Linked DNA regions of Mus musculus: region 2 is linked to region 1. Evidence: chromatin loops called from intact Hi-C (ENCODE). Cell type or tissue: left cerebral cortex. All regions are shown on one strand. Links, peaks and the distances in the headings refer to the core of each region. The heading gives the core; the rest is flanking DNA.

Region 1 (10,199 bases), core at 884-8,883:
CCTGGTGCTCTGCAAGTTCCCTCTTAGTAACACTTATACATCATGTTCATTTTGGGGGCTCCAACTTTCAGAAGCCTCTCTGCCCACCAGAAGCTCATTGTCTGACTCCCCTGACTGCTTGACACACAGAGTGCAAGGCAGGTAGTCTGGGACACAACCCCAGAGATACTTGTAGGAGAGAAGCAGGGAAGCGGGGTTAGTAGCAGACAGAGGTTCAGCTGCTGCTGTGGGTGACATGAGCTTCATAAGACAGAAATATCCTTGGAAAAGGTGTAAATCACCCTCCTTACAGTCATCCCCGACAAAGCCAGGGCATCAGTGTTAGTCAGGATTCACTAGAGGGATAGAACTGACCGGGTGAGTAGACATTACCAATTCAATTCGCTTATGTGATAGTGGGTAGGTAGTTACAATGGCTGACTTCACGCTGGAGAGGCTGAGAACCCAGTAGCTGGACAGTTCATGAGGTTAGATGCCCCAGCAGTTCCAGTGATGCTGAACACTGAATGGTTTCTGGAGAGTCACTGTTGAGAGCCTGAAGAAGCTGGAGTCTGATGTTTTCTGAGGTTGGCAGCAGCAGCAGCAGAGTAGATGCATTCACTATCAAGAAGCAAAGGCTGGCTAGCAATACTGTCATCCCCCCCCCCCCCCCACTTCCCCTGGCCCTGGCCCTGCCTTAGGACCTCTTAATTTCTGGATTGCTGTGAGAAGGTGCTGCCACTCAGTTAATCCTTCTTAGAACCACAAACTCACCTCCAAAGGCATATCCAATCAGATGGACAGTCAAGATTATCCATTATACCAACACCTTTGCAGTCGTTGGCTGGGGATTCCTCTTGGGAGAAACAGATACTTTAGTATTCCCAATCCTAAATTTGCAGACAGTCTTCTGTGGTGTGATGAGAAAGCCCTAGGAAGAGGCAGCTGGAACTTGGCAGGAAGTCAGTGAAATGGCAGAACGGATGGAGAGGAGTGAGCTCCAAGAACCTCTACCCCTGATCTTGCATGTGCTGTGATATCTGGAGATGAGCATCTCTTTTGTGACTCTGAGTGATAAGCAAGAAGATGGTAAACCAACACACAGAAGCTGGTGCTGTGGGGTTGATAGGAGGGAGCAGGAGGGGGGTAACCATGGTTCTTAGTGTCACTGGCAGCTACACTAAACTGAGCCACATTCCTAGTGCATGAAATAACTGTGTCTGTAATTCTCCAAGCCACTGTTACTGCGGTGTCCTGTTACGTGTTGTTAAGTGAATTCTGCTGGAAACAGAGCTATGGAATGAAGAGTTGGGAAAGTCAGCCCAAGCAGCTTAGTAGACTCCGACACACCCGCCGTCTCAATGTTTGCTTCAAGGGAAGTTGAGATGAGATTCTAAGTAAATGCTTGTTAATAGACAGCTGAAACGGTAACAGGCTAGGTACCACCAGTGCAGGGTGCGCCAATTTCCACGTGTTAAGGAATTCAGTTCTTATCCCTTTGGCTAATGACCATGTACTTTGGGTCTCCTTTTGTCATCTGATTCCACATTAAGACACCATCTGACATTAATTGTTGGTTTCTCAGATCCTCTGCTATTCTGGAATGGCTCAAAGGTCACTAATAAAGTCTTTTGGCCAATTTATTAATAGTCACAGCTATTTTTACTTCTGCTTGTTGCGGTGCAACACTGTGTAGTACTGGAAGCATAGGGACGCTGTTTTCCTTTGGTGTCTTTTGTAGGAGCTGGGTGGGGGAAAGGGTTATACAGGACGTCTTGGCATCACCAGGATAAGTAGCTTCGGGGCTGGGCACAACTGCAAATTGCCTCCTTGTCAAGATCCCTTTGACAAGGGAGAAGGCAAGTGTGAGAAATCCAATTCAAGCACACAGGGAATTCGTTGACTCCAGTGATAAGACTCCAGCAATAACGCTCACGCAAAGCTGGCTCCAGCGGCTCTGGTGGGGCACGCACCCTCTCTGCTCTGCGTTCCTCCCCTTTGCTCTTGGTTTCTTTCCACTTCTCTCTCTCTCTGTTTTCTCCTTCTCATGTGCACACACACACAAACCTCATCCTACCTTGCTTCTATTTACCTTTATTCCACTCTATTCCCATGCCATGCAAAATGGCAGCCACGCTTCTGGTTGTTTCCACGTTTTCTGGGTAGCCTTTCCGCGATCCTCTAGCAACTTCACAAGGTCCCAGATTGGGCTTCCCTGAGTCAATCATAGTGATCAAGAAGATAGAAGATTCTGATTGGTTGCCCTGGGTCAATGCCTGTAGCAGTGGGTCAGTCAGGAGAAAGATAGTGGCTAGAAGGGAGTCATGGGTGGAGGAACATCCAGAGCAGTCAACAGAAGGTGGACACGGATGCATGTGGAGTGACTGCCGCTGCCACTACCGTCTCAGACCCACAGATCCAAATTGGACAGCTAGAAGTTCGGCCCCCAAAGCAACCAGCATGTTTAACCCTCTGACCCCTCTGTGAGGAAAGGGACAAACATGTAGCCGGTTGAGACTATTTCGGAGACAACGTCTGGGCACTGGCTCTTTGAGAGACACACCCAGGGCATGGGGCTGAATCCGTGAAACGGGGAAGGAGCACTGATAAAGGGGGCATGTTAGGAAATCAGGAAACGGGACTCCCGTGCCCCTCCCCCAGACCTTCTGAGAAGTGACACCAAATTGTATGATTCCAAACCAGGTGTGGTAGCGCACACCTGTCGTCAGCGCCGAAGCATCGGGAAGAGTTCAAGGCCCACCTGGGCTGTTTGGAGGCTATCCCAGGAGTCATTTGTGGCCCATCTGACTTGGATGAGTGTGAAGGGGGACACAGCGACTACTCTCAGACAGAGAGATAGATGCAAGAGTTCAAGAGGCAGCTGTGGGTAACGCCTGGCCTGGCTTCTGATGTTATAAAAGATCCCAGAGCTGGCCTAGGCCTCGTGACTTTCTGCAGTCACCCGTTAATTGCTACCTGTGCGTTTGGCTCAACCCTTACCAGTGGGGCACGCAGCAGCCCCAAAGGCTTCGGGGCTTTCATACCTTACAGGTTCTGGCTACACGGACTGGACTGACTGATTTGTTAACAGAAAAGATTTTGTTTCCAGGACTGTGGATTCTATGAAACTCCCACCTGAACCCTGCTGAGAAGTTCTTGCTAAGTTGCTTAACTCACTTGCCCGAATGAAAGAGCTGGGCAGTTCTCCGGATAGTTAAAACCTTTAAGACTCTTCAGAAATAGACACAGGGTGAGGTAAACCAGAGCCCGATGCACCGGAATGTTCTTCAGATCAACTTTTGCCTGTGGAACTCATGATAGAGAAGCATTTCCTGTTATAAATGGAAGCCTGGCTATAGTGGGGCCACTTTGCCAACCCCCAACAAACAGCCAACAGCCTCTCATGCAAGCCAGCCTCTTCATTTTTCAGATGTCAAAGGGGGAGAGAGATATCTTTTCACAGGCATGAATGCTTCCAAACATCAGTTCTTGAAAATCAAAGGACTGGAGAGGGCTTTGACTTTTTTGCTCTCAAGTGGGCAGAGCGGAAACCTTGTTGCAGGATGGACCAGGACAAATGGTTGTTGAGCTCAGATGTGTATTGATCTGGCAAAAAGACAACTGAAGCTTTCCACCCGCTGCAGAGATATTCCTGATGCAGCTGTGTGGCCATGGGCAAATCAATTACCCTCTCTGGGATCCAGGTGTTTGCTTAGAATTGTGAGGATTAATCAAGTGGTTGACTTGAGGTCCTGATGCTGCCCCTGTCTTCTCCATGGTCAATTACACAGTGATGCCACCTTCCCCAGAATTCTTAACACAATTATCCAGGAAGTCACTAGGGGAGCAACATGAGCTGGCAGGAGAATTGAAATCTGAGTGTCATCCTTTAGCCCTAAATTGTCTTTTGTGAATGTGCAAACTGCAGGGCTATAAACTATACCCATCAGTCAAATCTGAACTTGCTTGGTCACTGGGGCACCTCTGCTTGTTCATGTCAATAAAGTTTTATTAGAATGGTCAGATTACATTTCCATGCTGCATGAAATGCTAGTTTTGAGCTGCAGTGGCAGAGGAGGATCGTGGTTGGGGCGGAGACCCTTCTCTTTGGCCTGAAGAGGCTGAATATTCACTGCCAGATCCTGTACAAGGAAAGCTTGCCACCTTGGATATAAATCTCTTTCCCTGGCTCCAGCCTTTCCTTCAGGCCACAATGAGGCTCTTCTTCTTTGTGCCTGAGATCTTTGGAGCTGAGCAATGCCCCAAGGGCTTATGGGCTCTTGGCATTCTTGAGTTGAGAGGAGGGAAAGAGAAATGCCAGGAGAGAAAATAGGAGGAATGAAAATGTTGTTGGAAAAGGGTGGGAAGAAGATGGTGGGGGTGGGGCCTCCTCTGTGTTGCGTCGGCAGGGTTATGCTTGGGTTTAGAGATCTGCTCAGTCTGGCCTGATGCCCAGGCTGGGACTCAGCCACCTCTCTCAGCTCTGAGTTCCAGGAACCCGGCCTAGCAGGCCCCCTCTGGCTACCATGGAACTTCGATGTGGAAAGCCCTTGTATTTTTTCCTGATGGAAATGACAGCCTTTTCCTGGTCTCTAGAAAACTACAAACTCCAACATGAGCAGGCGGGTGCCTTTGCTGGTATCTAGCTGTTGCTCCTAAAGCCATTTGCTGGAGGACCATATTTGGCTTATTCCCTGTGGGGTCCATCCCTTGTCCAGATGAATGCTGTAGCCTTCTGTGGCGAATAACACACACACCCACACACACCCAAATCCCTCTTTTCCAGAGACATCAAGCATCCTTTTTTAAGATCTGTGTGTTCTGCTGCCCAGGGCTCATACTCAGGACTTGCTTGGTCACTGGGGCACCTGGGTAGTCAGTCCATAGTCAATGACTAATATGGAGAGGACCAAAGGCCAGCTTCCATTGTCTGGGGATGCTGTCCCGCCTTGAGCTCCCTGAAGGAGCATGGGCAGGGACTTCAAGTTTAAATATACACAATGCAGAGGATCACTAAGTCCTGTCTAGCTTGGATGATACAAATTACTTTTTTGGCTTGAGGTGGTGTGGTGGTTTGAGTGAGGATGGCCTTCATAGGCTCGTCTATTTGAGTGTTTGGTCCCCAGCTGAACTGCTTAGGAAGGATTAGGAGGCGTTGCCTTGTTAGAGGAGCTATGACAGTGGGAGTGGGCTTTGAGGTTTCACAAACCCTCACAGTGCCCATTTTTGCTCTTGCTGCCTGTAGATGAAGATGTGACTTCTTAGCTACGACTTCAGAGCCATGACTAGCTGCTTGCCACCACACTCCCCTCCACGATGGGCATGGGCTAACACTCTGAAGCTGTAAGCAAGCTCCCAAGGAAATGTTTCCTTTATATGTTGCCTTGACCATGGTGTCTCTTCACAGCAATAGAACAGTAACTAGGATTGTTTTTCTTGTGTTTCTGACAGAGTCTCATTCTGTAGTCCAGGCCAGCTTCAAACATACCATCCTTCTGTCTCAGTCTTTTGAGTCCTTGTAACAAAACCATGTAGCACCACACCTGACTGGTCAGTTTTAAATGAAGAGTATACTATGGTTTGAAAGGACTGTCTAATCTCAAGTTAGAAATTAAAATTAAAATTTAAATTTAAATTAAATTACCCTTGTAGCAACACTGATGAGAGGGTCCCTGTGATGGTTTGTATATGTTTGGCCCAGGGAGTGGCACTATTTGGAGGTGTGGCCTTCTTGGAGTAGGTGTGTCACTGTGGGAGTGGACTTTAATACCCTAGTCCTAGCTGCCTGGAAGCCAGTATTCTGCTAGCAGCCTTCAGATGAAGATGTAGAACTCTCAATTTGTCCTGCACCATGCCTGCCTGGATGCTGCCATGATCCTGCCTTGATGATAATGGACTGAACCTCTGAACCTGAACCTCTGAACCTGTAAGCCAGCCCCAGTTAAATGTTGTCCTTATAAGAGTTGCCTTGGTCATGGTGTCTGTTCACAGCAGTAAAGCCCTAACTAAGACAGTCCCTAAGAAGTGATAAATTACTTATAACTGTGGAACTAAGGTCCTGATTTTAAAAATAATAATAAGTAATACAGTTGAGCCTGATCCCAGGCACCTTGCCACTGGGAACCCCTTTTTAAACTGAGGCAGAGAGAAGGCAGGGTAGGAAAACTCTGAGGACCTAGCTCATAACTCATTCCCAGGGTGTCCGGAGGTGAGGGAGGGCGGTGGGAGAGGCTGAAGGTTCCTGAAGAAGCAGTCCATGGTGTGTTCAGTTCCTATGATCACATGACTAAAGATCTGGTAGGTGTGGCCCCTGTGCATGTCAGAAGTCTGGGGTAGGGTTCTCTGAACAGTAGTCCGGATGTATGCAGACAGCAGTCAATCTGTAGAATCTAGGGAGAATGTACTCTCTGGTCTTCTCAGGCTTCTGGGGGCCAGCTTCTGCCTGGGCTCAGCCATCGTATCCCCATTTCTGCCCCTCCCCTCCCTAACAGACAACCTTCATCTGACCTTGGGCAAGCCTCCATAATCCAGGATCATCACCCCATCTGGGAGCCTTCCTTTATGCACATCTGCCAGGCCCCCTTTCCCATATAAGCTGGCTTAGTCACAGGTCCCAGAGATCAGCACACAGACGTGTGGGAGGGAGGTGGGACTCTGCCCACACATTCAGCAGAGCTGGGCATCAGGCTTTGGCCTATTTAGGTCCATGCAGAAGGCTGGGGCACCATGGATACAGCCATTTTCCTAGACTGGCAGCTGAAACCGTCCCCTCTGTCCTCTCTTCTCTGTCCAGCATCCCTCCTGATCCACTGCTCCTGGCACACTGCCTCAATAAATGACTCGTACCAAATAGTAAGGGACAGCCTGGGATGATGTGTGCTCCCCAGTGTCCCAGCACCCTGGTCTATTCCTTACCTGGAATGACAGGCTGGGACTATGGATGCTCTTCAGATAAGGGGACGTTGGCTAGTGACTGCGAGGGTTTAAATAAAGCTGGCTGTGGGGCAGAGAAAGTTTAGTAGGGGTCTACAAAACCCTGTAGGAATCCTGTGGAAACCTAAGGATTTCTAGTGCTGCAAAGAGACACAGTGACTACTGTATCCATCTGTCTGTCTGTCTACCTATCATCTGTCTGTCTGTCTACCTATCTATCTATCATCTGTCTGTCTGTCTGTCTGTCTACCTATCATATGTCTGTCTGTCTATCTATTATCACTCATCTATCTATCTATTATCACTCATCTATCTACCTATCATCTATTATCTATCATCTATCTATCTATCTATCTATCTATCTATCTATCTATCTATCATCTATTATCTATCATCTATCTATTATCACCTATCATCTATCTATCTACTATCTATGTATCTATCTATCTATCATCTATCAATTATTTATCTTCTATCTATCTATCTATCTATCTATCTATCTATCTATGTATCTATCTATATCATTTTTGTGCTTTGAGACAGGTTTCTCTGTGTAACTCTGACTGTCCTGGAATCCACTTTATAGACCAGGCTGGTCTTAAACTCAGAGATCTGCAGGCCTCTGCCTCCTAAGTGCTGGGATTAAAGGCAAACACCACCACATGGCAGCTCTTTTTTGTTTGTTTATTTGTTTGTTTGTTTGTTTTTAAACTTGACAACTCTTATAAAGGACAACATTTAATTGGGGCTGGCTTACAGTTCAGAGGTTCAGTCCATTATCATCATGGTAGAAAGCATGGCAGCGTGCAGGCAGACATGGTGCTGGAGGAGCTGAGAGTTCTACAGCTGGATCCTCAGGCAACTGGAAGAGAACAGGCTTGAGCTTTTGAGACCTCAAAGCCTACCCCGATAGTGACACAGTTTCTCTGACAAAGGCACACCTCCTAATAGTGCCACTCCCTATGAAACAAGTATTCAAACACATGAGTCTATGGGCCATACCCATTCAAACCACCACAAGCTCTGAGGCCTTAAGGCCAGAGATCCCATAGTCTCCCAGCTCCAGGCTTGCCTTAGCATCTGCCTCCTGCTTGGTTCCTAGCCAAAAGCAGTGAGCAGGGAGCACAGTCTGCCTGCAATCATGGCACCAGTCACAGTCCCAAGTGTGGAGGCCTCCTGCCCACTGCAGAAGGGTATGATCATTGGGTGCAGAATTCGATCTCTTTTGCTGATGGGCTTTGAAATTCCTGGGACGATTTCAGCAAGGAAGCAATGTGGTCCAATGATCCTTGAAGCAGTCTTTGTGGCTGCTGGTGGGAAGCACAGTGGTGGGTTGAGAGGGCTAGGAGCCTAAGGGGTAGGGGGAGGCTGCAGTATTATTCCCAGTAGAGAGGGTGATGGCTTGGCTGGCCCCACTCCTGCCCCTATAAAGAATGTTCCCATTGAACAGAGCAGGAGACTGGGGCTCAATTTCTGGCCTCACAGTTCCAATATCAGACACGTCCTCACCTTGTGGAGGCTGTCCTTTCTTGCCTAGGCATTGCCCCCTCTCCCTCCAGTCAGTACTTACATCAGAGCTGAGTTCTGCCTCAGCGCTCTTCCCAGAAGTACAGGACTCTGTTCTAGAGACATCCTGGCACCTCTGGGTAGAAGTGCCAATCCAGGGCCTTCTGTGGCTCTAGTGAGTCAAAAGCTCGGCTGGAGAATGGGATCTGGGTGTAAGCCCAGGTTTGATAAGCCCTGGTCTATACACATTGCTGTCACCTGGGTAATTCTTTAAAAATCCCAGGAGACTTGGCTCCCTCCCCTGCCTGCACACCTGAGCAATCAAATCAAGGTCTTCGGGTAAAACCATTTCTGCCCCTTCTTAGTTTCTCAGGTGGTTCCAGTGTGCAGCCAAGACAAACTGTTCTTGTTGGGGACAGGGCCCTGTGTTTGACTGGCACGTGATTCATTCCACTACAGAGACCTTGAACTATCCACATGATGTTAGTGGGGTCATGAGATGCAGCGCCTATGTGGTTTTTGTTATTATTTTCTGAGACAGGGTTTCTTAGAACCCTGTTCAGTAGCCCTGGCTGTCCTGGGACTCACTTTGTAGATCAGTCTGGCCTTGAACGACAGAGATCTGTCTGCCTCTGCTTCCTGAGTGCTGGGACTAAAGGTATGCACCACCACTGCCCAGCAAACCTAACGTGTTCATTGGGTAACAGCAAGCAAGCTGTGCTCTGTAGGTTTCCATGTGTGGAGGGAGGCAGGATGCAGACAACAAAGACTCCTGGACAGGTTTTAAAAGATAAGCCACTAGTTGAAGTTGCTGCTTGTGAAGAGCGAGCATGGTCAGCCTGACCGTGGGATTAGCAATGGCCTCGGTATGGCTTTCTGACCTACCACCCAACAGTACCTTGACCCTTTGCTGATCCAATGGCCTGAAAATGGGCAGCCTTCAAAGAATGCTGGGTCAAGGGCTGGAGGCTGGCCAGGTCTCAGGGGAACACTGTCCCTTCCCACTGCCCATGGTTGGGGAAAGAGGGAAAGGGGACTGGTGGTGAGCACTGGGGTCAAGGATGGTAGATCCGGCCACTCCTGTCCTCCCAGTGGGAGAATGCTGTGGGACTTTCCCAATTTCTAGGGATGAAGTTGGTCTCTGAGCCAACCCCCACTGCCAAGGAAGTTCATGCTATTCAGGAAACGTGAGCCCACAAAAGCCCAGAGCAAAACCCAAACACACTCCCTGGACTTTCTTGCCTCCCAGGCCCTCTCCAGGGACTTCCCCTCTGATGGGAGAGTCCTGAGTACCAGAGCCATGATTGCATGGGGGGAACTTAGCCAACTATATCTGAAGAAGCTTAAAGAACTTGCATAAAGGAATCAGGTAGCCATTTCTCCACAGAAGAAATAGCAATGGCCACAAATGGCACAGCAAGACATTCGACATCATGGGTCACAAAAGAAATACAAATGACAGTGATGTACCACGTGACACCAACTCATGTGACCAGTATTTTAAAGAGGAAGAGAAGAAAGCAAGTATTGAAAGAATGGGAATGTAGCTTGGTGGCCTACTGCTTCCCTGGAGTGGATGAGGCCCTGGGTTCAATCCCTAGTACTATAGGAAAAAGAAAGCTATCCAAAGACTGCCAGGTGATTCAGAGATGCACTTGGGTTACACTCTCGGGATCCGAGACCTGGTCATCTGATGGGCATCCTGCTTACAGTTTGGTTCACCGTAGTTCTAGACACACAGCAGCTCCATTTACAGTAGCTGAAGGAGAAAACGAATGTCT
Region 2 (10,199 bases), core at 1,520-9,519, 66 kb after region 1:
AAACAGAGCCCCAGCACCCATGAACAATGACTCCACCATACTCTTCCCTTAGACCCCTGGCCTTCCATTATTTACTTCTGTTCCCATGGATTGGCTGATCTAGACACCATATATACATGGGATCTCCCAGTATCCTTTTTGTGAAATTTTACTTAACATTATGTCTTCAGGGTTCACCTATACTGTGGCTTGTACTAGCATGGCCCTCCTTTTTAAGGATGGATAATATTCAGTTCACATGCAACAGACCACACTTTTCCTGGTCTTCATTTCTTAGATGATTTGGTCACTCCTGACCTCTGGCCTCTGGGAGAATTGCTGGCATGAATATGGGAGCATAGGTGTGTCCCTGAGTCCTGACTCTAACTCTAAAAATACAGATACAGAAGCAGAAACACTGTGTGACATGGTAGCCCTATTTCAGTTTCTTTAGTAATCATCGTAGCTTCCTTCGTATTTGGATTAAACTCAACTCTGCATCATACTCATGTGAAGATGACTTTTGTTTGACATCCCCACGAGGGAAGAGCCTCCTGTTACAGGGAGTTTTCTCAGTGGCTGATTTCTGGACCGTAAAGGGCTGCTTGGGGAGGACACACTGGCAAAGAATGACTTCAATCAGTTCAGACTTTAGATGCTCAGCAAGTCACTCACTTAAATAAAGACTAAGGAGGCAGTGATCCCTCCTCCAGGGTTCAGTTTATTTGTCTTGGAATCTGGATGGGCCTCCAAATCTTTCTAAACCGTCTTAATGGGAGCTGGGCATGGTGGCATGTTCCTTTAGTCTCAACACTCAGGAGACATTGCCAGGTGATGTTTGTGAGTTTGGTCTCCATAGAAAGATCCAGGATAGTGAGGGCAGCATACACACAAACACCAACCAAGCACCACCTGCCTCAACCAGCCAACCAAACAGCACCACCACCACCATCACCAAACAACAACAACACAACCAACAACAACCACACCCCCTTAGAGTGTGTCTGAGATTTGAGAACTACTTCTTTTTCTCAGAAACTTCTGAGACTGATGGACTCCAGCTGAGTCAGATTTTGTGCTGGGACTGGCATGTCTGTGTTGCCATATGGCACACTCAGCCCAGCTCTGCCGCAGTGTCATCTCAGCTACCGGGCACATCAGATCCTCATTAGCCACCAGTATGAAGACAATCAGTCTTCCACTCCCTGTGGCTCTGAACTCAGAGAACTCCAGAGCAGGCAGGCCTTAGGGACCACCTGATCCTTTCCTTTCCTTTCCTTCTGATCCTTTCCTTTTTCCTTTCCTTTTCCTTTCCTTTTCCTTTCCTTTCCCCCTTTCCTTTCCTTTCCTTTTTCCCTTTCCTTTCCCTTTCCTTTCCTTTTCCTTTCCTTTTCCTTTCCTTTTCCTTTCCTTTTCCTTTCCTTTTCCTTTCCTTTTCCTTTCCTTTTCCTTTCCTTTTCCTTTCCTTTTCCTTTCCTTTTCCTTTCCTTTTCCTTTCCTTTTCCTTTCCTTTTCCTTTCCTTTTCCTTTCCTTTTCCTTTCCTTTTCCTTTCCTTTCCTTTTCCTTTCCTTTTCCTTTCCTTTTCCTTTCCTTTTCCTTTCCTTTCCTCTCTCCCCTCCCCTCCCCTCCCCTCCCCTCCCCTCCCCTCTCCTCTCTCCTCTCTCCTCTCTCCTCTCTCCTCTCTCCTCTCTCCTCTCTCCTCTCTCCTCTCTCCTCTCTCCTCTCTCCTCTCTCCTCTCTCCTCTCTCCTCTCCCCTCCCCCTCTCCCCCTCCCCCTCTCCCCTTCCCCCTCTCCTCTTTCTCTTTCTCTCTCTTTCTTCCTTTCTTTTGAAATTCAAAAACATTTTAAAGGAAAATTTATCTAGGATGTATTTATGTAGTGTAATCAAAGCAGAATTACTCCACAATCTTGGGGATGAGGTGAGATCACTGGTACCAGGGAACATCCCCCTGGCCTCCTGTACTCCCCAAATCTGTCTCTGACTTATCCTACATCATCCCACCTATTGGGAAACAAAGGCTGAAGAACTGAATCCATGTGCTAGAGACTATGCACCTGTTGAGTAGCCTGACTTTCTGTCTCCCAATGGAGTATCCATTCTGGGGACATGCCCGTAGTCCCTGGGACAGTTCCAGTTGGACCTAAGATTGAGTACTTAGCCACCAGATACCATCAGAGCAGCTGCAAATGTCTCAGTATAACCTTGCCAAGGAAGACCCTCCTATTACAGGATGCTCCCTCAGTGGCTGGCTTTGAAACCACAAAGGATTGCTTGCAGAGGACCCACTGGCAAGGAATGACCTCAGTCAAGTCTAGCTTTAGATACTCAGCAAGTCTCCTGCCCAAATAGAGAATAAAGGAGTCACTGGGATTTAATTACAATCACCAAAAGAACTGCCTCCCCCTGAAAGTTCCAAGCCATTTAAAGGCCATTCTCAAAGGCTACATAATAGTTCTTAAACTAGAAACCATCACAAAAGCACACCCCTAGAAAAATGGGGTGAGATGGAGGAACTTCAAAAATGTCACGCAAATGCCTATCTGGGGTTTGGGGTACAAGCTCCAGGTGGGACATGATAGTAGGTGTGTCTACCCTGGCCCATAGGGCCACATGTACTGAGGACAGTTCTCGTTGTGGCCCAGGACCAAACCACAAACTTGTGTAAGGCAGTATGGGCTTTTTTGGTTGTTTTGTGTTTTTTGGTTTTGATTTTGTTTTGTTTTGGTTTGGTTTGTTTTGGTTTTGGTTTTGTTTTGGTTTGGTTTGGTTTTTTGGTCTTGATGGGGACTGAGGGACTTGATTGTGTGGTTTTTGAGCATGAACTTTGTAAATGACAGCATGTATCACAAGGTCAAAAGGTTGGAGCCAATGCTAAGAGGGACTCAAAATGGAACCTTTCCCAGGAACCACCAGTAGCTGAAAGTGAAGTTTGTGTTCTCTGAGAACTGTAAGAGGTGACGCAGAACGGACACTCGTTAGAGTACAACTGTTTTCTTGAAATGTGAATTGGAAAAGTGCAGTATTTCAACGAACTTTATATAGCCTATGATTTTAAGTGCATGTAATTAAGTTATGAAACCAAGCAAGGTATGTAAAGCCATCTAGTCTGTGTCCCTAAATGTCTATATATCCAAATGGATAAAAATCATCCTTATGAGGATTTACTCTCCAAAGAGTGAGAGATTATCTTATTTTCATGATTGTTGTTGGCCCCTATGGTATTGCCCAGACCAGGGGACTGAGATAGTAAAACTTGAACTTCCCATTTGACCTTGTAAGACCCATCCCACTCTGATGAGAGGGAAGGGTGTAAGATCCCTCCCCTCCCTGAGGAGCCACAGACAAGTTCATGGTTGCTGGGGAAGGGGCGTCATAGTCCTCAGTAGTGGTTGTTGTCCTTACTGAAGCAAACAGTTCTCTCACCCGTGCTCATGCAAGCAATGCTAATAAAGTGCAATGTGGGGAAGGAAGAAGAAATGACAGGGAATTTTGGGGGACATTGGTGGGAGGGAATAGAGTGGGGGAATAAGAACAGTTAATGGGGAGGGTATGATCAAAGTACTTTGCAAGTATGCATGAAACTGAGAGAATAGTGCAAAAATACTGTGCACAGTATATTTCTTATGGAATTTAGTACCAGGAAAAAGAGTGTACCTTTCTAAATAGGTGCATTATACCTTTATGATAAAAAGAGTTCACAACTTACATATGTTAAAAATTAAAAAATAAAATAATAATAATAATAGAGTTCAAAAGTGCTCTGTATGGGCCACTAGCAATAAATCTGATGACTGGATAACACAGGGAGCCCGGATCAGCATCCTCACCCTGCTGTTCTGGTTAATTCCTTTGCTCAATGACTTCATTTTCCATACTTCTTTTTATTAATTTAATATTTTAAATTCATTTATTCAGAGTGTGCATGCTCACTGCTCCTATCCACGTTCACCATTCCTTCCTTCCCTCCCTCCCTCCCTCCTTCCTTCCTCCTTTCCCCCCCCCCCTTTCTTGTTCCTTCTTCCCCCCCCTCCCCGAACCCCTGCCCTCTTCTTTTTCTTGAGACAGGACCCACCTTGCTAGGTAGCTAAGTAACCCACCTTGGGCTGTCATCAAACTCTCCATCCTCCTACCTTAGTCTCTGAGTGCTGGGGCCACAAGCATGCTTCATCATGACCAGCTCTACTCTTTATTGAATGCAGTGTTAGTATATAATAAGGTCTCAAAGATTCAGGGCCTGATAGCTCAGGGCTGTCCATCTCAGCTACTCTGAAGGCTGAGGTAGGAGGATCACAAACTCAAGGCCCACTGAATAACTCAATAAGGCTATTGTCGTGAAATAACAAGCAAAGTAGGACTGAGAACCTAGCTAAGTGATAGAATCCTTGCTGAACGAGCATATGGGAGGCCCTAAGTTTACTGTCCAGAAAAAAGAGGAGGGAGGGACGGACACACACACACACACACACACACACACACACACACACAGAGAGAGAGAGAGAGAGAGAGAGAGAGAGAGAGAGAGAGAGCTCGAAGTTGTGAAGAATGTGAACTCTCCTAAGGCAAGCACATTAGAGACATTATATCCAGTCTCTACCACAGAACAGTGCAGGGCCTATAGCCTTCAAGAAGGAAATGTGGGAATGGGAGCCGCAGGAGTGACCCCTGATGCAGTTGACCTGGAGCTTGGGGGCTCTCCCGCGCCCCCTCCACTGGAGTCTGAGGGAAAGCTGGCAGCCAGTCACTGCTTCCTGGGGCTCTAGACCCTTATCTCCACTCTTCAAGCTATGGCTTCTTCCTTCCCATAGTCAGGCTCTCATGGAGAAAGGATGAAAGGAGGGGTGATGTTTTCACTTCATTTTATTGCTGAGAGAAATCACTCCGACTTAGAGTCACTTGGGGAGGAAAGTGTTCCTTTGGTTGCCAGCTCCGGGTTCCAGGACATCCTTGAAAGAGGTCTGGACAGGATAAAGGATGCTGCTTTCTGCTTGTTTCTGGCTAGCTTTCTTAGGCAGCCCAAGACCACACCCTTCCTAGGAAAACTGCTCCTCCCACAGTGGGTGGGAACCTTTTAGTAAAGCCAGACTATTCCATTACAGACACTGTCCTCAGACCAACCAAATAAAGCCACTTACTCAACTCCTTTCAGTTGATCCTAGGCTGTGTCATGTTGGCAGTCGAGGCTAATGAGGACAGGCTATACACTATTTTCTGGATGCTGGGGTCTGAATATGAGGTGCTCAGAGTCTCGGGAGGCATGGCAAGGCTGCCTTCACACAACAGAAGGAAGCACCATCCTCGTGGCTTCCCAGAGCTCCCAGATGACTGCATTTTGTATAGTCAGCTCAAGGACTATGTCCAAGGCACACACTTCTCACTGCAGTATCGTGAAGCCAGCAGTAAAGACCCCACGTGACAAGGACAGCAGTCTTGGGAGGAAGAAGGGACAGATTCCCAAGTGCTCACTGGCATGCTGGTTTCAGCCATGCCTGAAGGCATCCACCCTTGGAATTCTCAATTATCTTAGGGAAAAAAAAATCAAAGTATTGCCCACTTTTGGGGATGACATTAGTTATTCAGCAAAGGACTCTACATAATAGACCTCCAAAGTTCACTTACTAGCTCACTCAATTCATTCAACAGAGACCTGGGGTGGGGCATTGGTTCCATGGCCTAGACCTTGGAAACAGAGAAAGTCACTATCTATGACCTGTGATGTTCACCTTTCAAATACCGAGGTGGCATTTGCTGTCCTTACCCTAAGTTTTCTTTCCACAGTGGAAAGCGAGATCTCTTATTCCTCTGCTAGTCCTCTGATGGCTTCCAAATATTCCTTCTACAGTAGATCTTTGTCTTGACGCTGGGTCTGCCAGCGATGACCAAGTAAATTCAACCAGCCCCAGGGGTTCAGTGAGCATCATCCACACTTAACAACGTAATCGATGAACTTGTTGGACAGGGCCTCCAGCTAAGGCTTCTCCACAGGCCCATCGTAGGACCCAGTGAAACTAACATCACCAAGGGTAAGGAAGGGCTCCCAACCTTGAGGCTCTGAAAAGTGGATACAAGTAAAGGCCGGAAACTTCAGACTTTGTTTCTGAAGATGACCGCTAAGTCCCGCTGGAGTGGCTGGGCTGGAGGGAGGAGCCCTGAGTTTGGCCCAAGCTCTGCCCATAGCCAGTTCACTAAGCATGAGCCAATCATCTGTGCTTCATCAAACCAGAATGCTAGGCGTATTGGAGCTCTGCTTGCTGGATCCTTGCCACGCTGGGCCTCTGTTCATTTACAGTCTTCAGATGGCACGAAGCTCAAACAGGCTCTGTTCTACCAGTTTCCAATCCAAACTGCTCTAAAAACCAGAGTGATCTATTTTCTTCTTTTTATTTTATTTTATTTTTTTGGCAAGGAGCACCTGCTTAGGAGCCAACCCTGGCCTGAATGGACATGAGGCTATTTATAGTTCCTATTATCCCATTTGGTGTGAGTATTTATACATTTCATCAAGAGAATATTAATGGGTTTGTTTACAGGGTGCTGGGCCAGACGCCACTGGGAATGTCTGGGAGACACAGAACAGGCACCAGATTATATTGCCTTCCTAATATTAAAAATGTCGGAATGCCTCAAAACTTCTACCCACTTCTCCAATGGTGAATAAGTCCTACAGATCTACACCAAGGTAGTGTGTAGCCAAGGCACCTGCAAAAGTTCCCAGGAATAATTAATGGCTCTCAAAGCCTGCCTATGCCCAGTCTCATCCATGGCCATAAATCTCCCTCCACACATTCAGAATCAGATTGTACAATTATGTACTAGGTCATTTTAGTCATCAGTGGACATTATGGATGACAAGGGCCTGGGATTACAATGGAGTTGACACTCCCTATGACCTAGAGTCATCCCATAACTCGGTGCAATGTTTGCAGCATAGACCAGCATATTGATGACTGTTTAGCATTGGAGCAGGGAGACAGCTCAGTTGCTAAAGTGCATGCCATGTCCCCATGGGTCTGCGTCCCCAGTAACCACGTAAAAAGGTCAGGGTGGTGACACATACCTATGATGCCTGCCCTGGGAAGGCTATCACAAGAGGTTCGCTGGGACTCACTAGCCACTCATTACAGCCAAGGAGAGAGCTTCAGGTTCAATGAGAGACCCTGTGTATTAGATGCCTTGTTGATGTGATAAAAATATTTGAAAAGAAACAACTCAGAAAAGAGGGGCTAGTTTTGGGCTCACGGTTCAAGAGTGAAGTTTTTCATGGTGACAGGAGCTTGAGACAGCTGTCGCATCGTATCAGCAGTCAGGAAACAGAGAGGGTGGATACCCCTGCTTAGTGCACTTTACTTGGTCTAAGACACCAGCGCATGGGAGGCCCATTACCAACGTTTAGGATGGGTCTTCCTAGCTCAGATAACCTAATCGCAGAAACACCCAGAGGTTTGTTTCCCTGGTGATTATAAATCTCATCAAGTTGACAGTGAGGATTAATCATCTTCTGCTGAAAAATTAAAGTGGAGAGCCAGAAAGATGGCTCGGCGGGGAAAGGTCCTTCCCGAACAAGCTTGGTGACCTGGATTTGAGTCCCAGAAGAACCCACATAAAGACAGAATGAGAGAACCAACCCCAAGAGCTGTCCTCTGACCTCTGCATGCATACCGCCTCACGTACACACACACACACACACACACACACACACACGAACATTTTTAAACAGATAAAGAGCAATCAAGACTCTTGACATCAACCTCTGACCTCCACGCTCATGCAGAAGTACACACATATGCACAGATCCACACATACAAACATACACCCCTGCCTCCAAAGTTCAATATGTACAATTATCAATTATGTATAGGACTTGATAATGATAATCAATCTTATGTTACTAGCCTATATATTTATGATATTGTACTTTTATCATTATTTTTGCTTACAAAAGTTTAGTGTGAAAAAGTGTGCCACAGACTAAAGCTTGGGTGCGTTTTGAATGTCCCCCAGGGACCGTAAGTGATTGACAGCTCCCTTCTCAGGATGTGGTCTAGTGGGTCACTAGTTCTCACAAGACTCCTTGGTAGTTCTCAGGGAGTCTTGCTATAAAAAGTGCTGTCTTGACCCGATTATCTCGTGACAATCCTCTCTGTCCCTGCCACCATGTGTCTTGCACGGTGGCATCACACCAGACCGAGTGCCCTGTGATTTTTGGACTTTTAGTCACCAAATCTGTGTGCTTTCTAAAACCCCTTATTCTACTGACTTAGTTGCCTGGGACATTTTGTTGCAGTAATTCAAAGGTTCACACCTGACCTGACAGCTTTACATAGCCCAGCACCTTGTCTCTTGATGGCAGCAGGCGGCCATGCCATGTGACTGACCCAGACCTTTTAGGCATGTCTAAGTATGCTCTCTGATGTTCACACAGCCATGGACCCAGTGTGTGTCTCAGCACACATCCCTAGCCTTAAGCGACCCATGCCTGCAATCTTTCAGCTTCTGTAAAGTCCTGCCTAGCCTACGGTACCTTTACTCTAGCTGTGACTGGTCCCGAGTCATATCTGTCCTTCCTGAAAACGTTCCCTTCCTTTGGGGCCCCATTATATGCAAAAGATTGAGAGCAGATCTAGTAACAGTCATGTGGAGAGCAGATGAGAGAAGGCTGTAGCCCAGCAGTACAGTGATTGACAGCCAGCATCAGGAACTGCAGCTTTGGACTGAGATCACATAACTTGATGTAGTGGTTACGAAAAATGTGGCAACGACCCAAAATCAGACACACAATGAACCCAAGGTGTTTCTGCCAGTGTGACTTGTGCTGTATCACGTGGTTCCTCACAATACACAGCACACATGGTGTAGTGCACATACCAACACATGTGACACCAACAAGGACTGCCTGAAACACCTCGGGTGAGGCTCAGGACTCCTGTGAGCTGTGAGTTCCAGTCTTCCTACTGAGGCAGAAAAACTTTTCTTATAGTTTAACTATGGAAAACAAAGGCTTAGTAGTTTGCTCTTCCTTGCTCAACATTTAAGTATCACATTAGTTCATCTTTGGGTTGTTCTGTAAGAGAACTTTTTTAATTTTTAAATTTTTATTTTTAAATTTAAAAATTTTTATTATTACAAATTTTACACATGAGTACTATATTTACATAATTTCCACATATATATGGTTACCTCAAGATCTATCTCATATCTATCTATCTATCTATCTATCTGTCTGTCTGTCTGTCTGTCTGTCTGTCTGTCTGTCTGATAGTAACCTATCAGGGGATTTGTCCCTAAAGAAGACGTATTCTCCTTCTCTTATCAGCCATTGATTGTTTGGAAGTAGCTCTTCATCTAGAGGTGGGCCTGTGTGAGGTTGTCCCTGTCCATACCAGCATGTCAACTGATGTCATTGCTCAGGCCTTGTTTAGGTGAGCATATGGTTGTGATGTCATGTATATCATTCCCTGTCATATATAGAAGACACTATCTCACAGCAAATGTCCTGGTCCTCTAGCTCTTACAATCTTTCTTTCTACCTGTCTTCAATTTCCCCTGATTCTCAGGGTAGGGGTTGGGCTCTAGATGCAGTTGTGAATCTCTGTCCTAGGCTCCACCTATTACAAAAAGACGTTTCTTTGATGAGAGGTGATAGCCACACTTATCTGGGTAGAAGGATAAGTATTTAGAATACAGCTAGAAATTATATTGCTTTAGGAAAAGGGCAGCGGCAGTAGGTTCTCCTCTCAGCCTATGGCCTCTCCAGGTATGGATAATTGGCTGATGAAGTCTCCTCGACTGAGAGAGCCTTAAGTCTAATTAGACAATTGTTGGTTACCCCAAGATAAAAAATGCCACTATTGCACCACAGGGGCTACCTTGCCAGGCTGGTAACTGTAGTGGTTCCCAGGATTTACAGCTTTTTTCTCTTGGCAGTTTTCACAACACCTTCTGATACTATGAGAGCCAGTCTGCAGGTAGCCCCAACTGGATTTCTCCAAGACCTGCATCCAAAGTGTTCAATGTCTTCAGTAATAGGCTTTTACTTTCAAGTTAAGGAAGGCAACCGAGGGCAACGGCAATCATCTGTACTGTTTGGAGAGGGTTATTGTGCCACCCTGGTCAATAACTCCTGTTAGCACTGGGGTTTTGGTAGGTAGTCTATAGGGGTTTGTTTTTTTTTTTTTTGGCAGGGGTGGGGGAGATTACCATCCCATAAAATACAACTCTGT

Evidence for each region. A loop is a pair of places that touch in the nucleus more often than their neighbours do. Peaks named below come from ENCODE experiments on the same cell type or tissue, not always from the same donor. Only the 100,000 strongest peaks of a DNase experiment are listed, where the experiment ranks them.
Region 2: a loop joins it to region 1, with 2.6 times the contacts of the local background. A loop is called at or near these places in 2 of 42 quality-filtered maps.

The regions. Positions count from the first base shown.
Region 1 is chr2:144,114,604-144,124,802 of GRCm38, reverse strand. The region is part of intron 2 of Banf2os (a long non-coding RNA gene); the gene reads left to right. Among named protein-coding and RNA genes, the nearest start is that of Gm5535, 70 kb to the left of the region's middle. In left cerebral cortex, for the core only: no CTCF peak of the experiment used is centred there; a DNase peak (open chromatin) is centred at 4,398.
Region 2 is chr2:144,048,855-144,059,053 of GRCm38, reverse strand. All of the region lies in intron 1 of Banf2 (BANF family member 2), which reads right to left. Among named protein-coding and RNA genes, the nearest start is that of Banf2, 21 kb to the right of the region's middle. In left cerebral cortex, for the core only: no CTCF peak of the experiment used is centred there; a DNase peak (open chromatin) is centred at 6,231.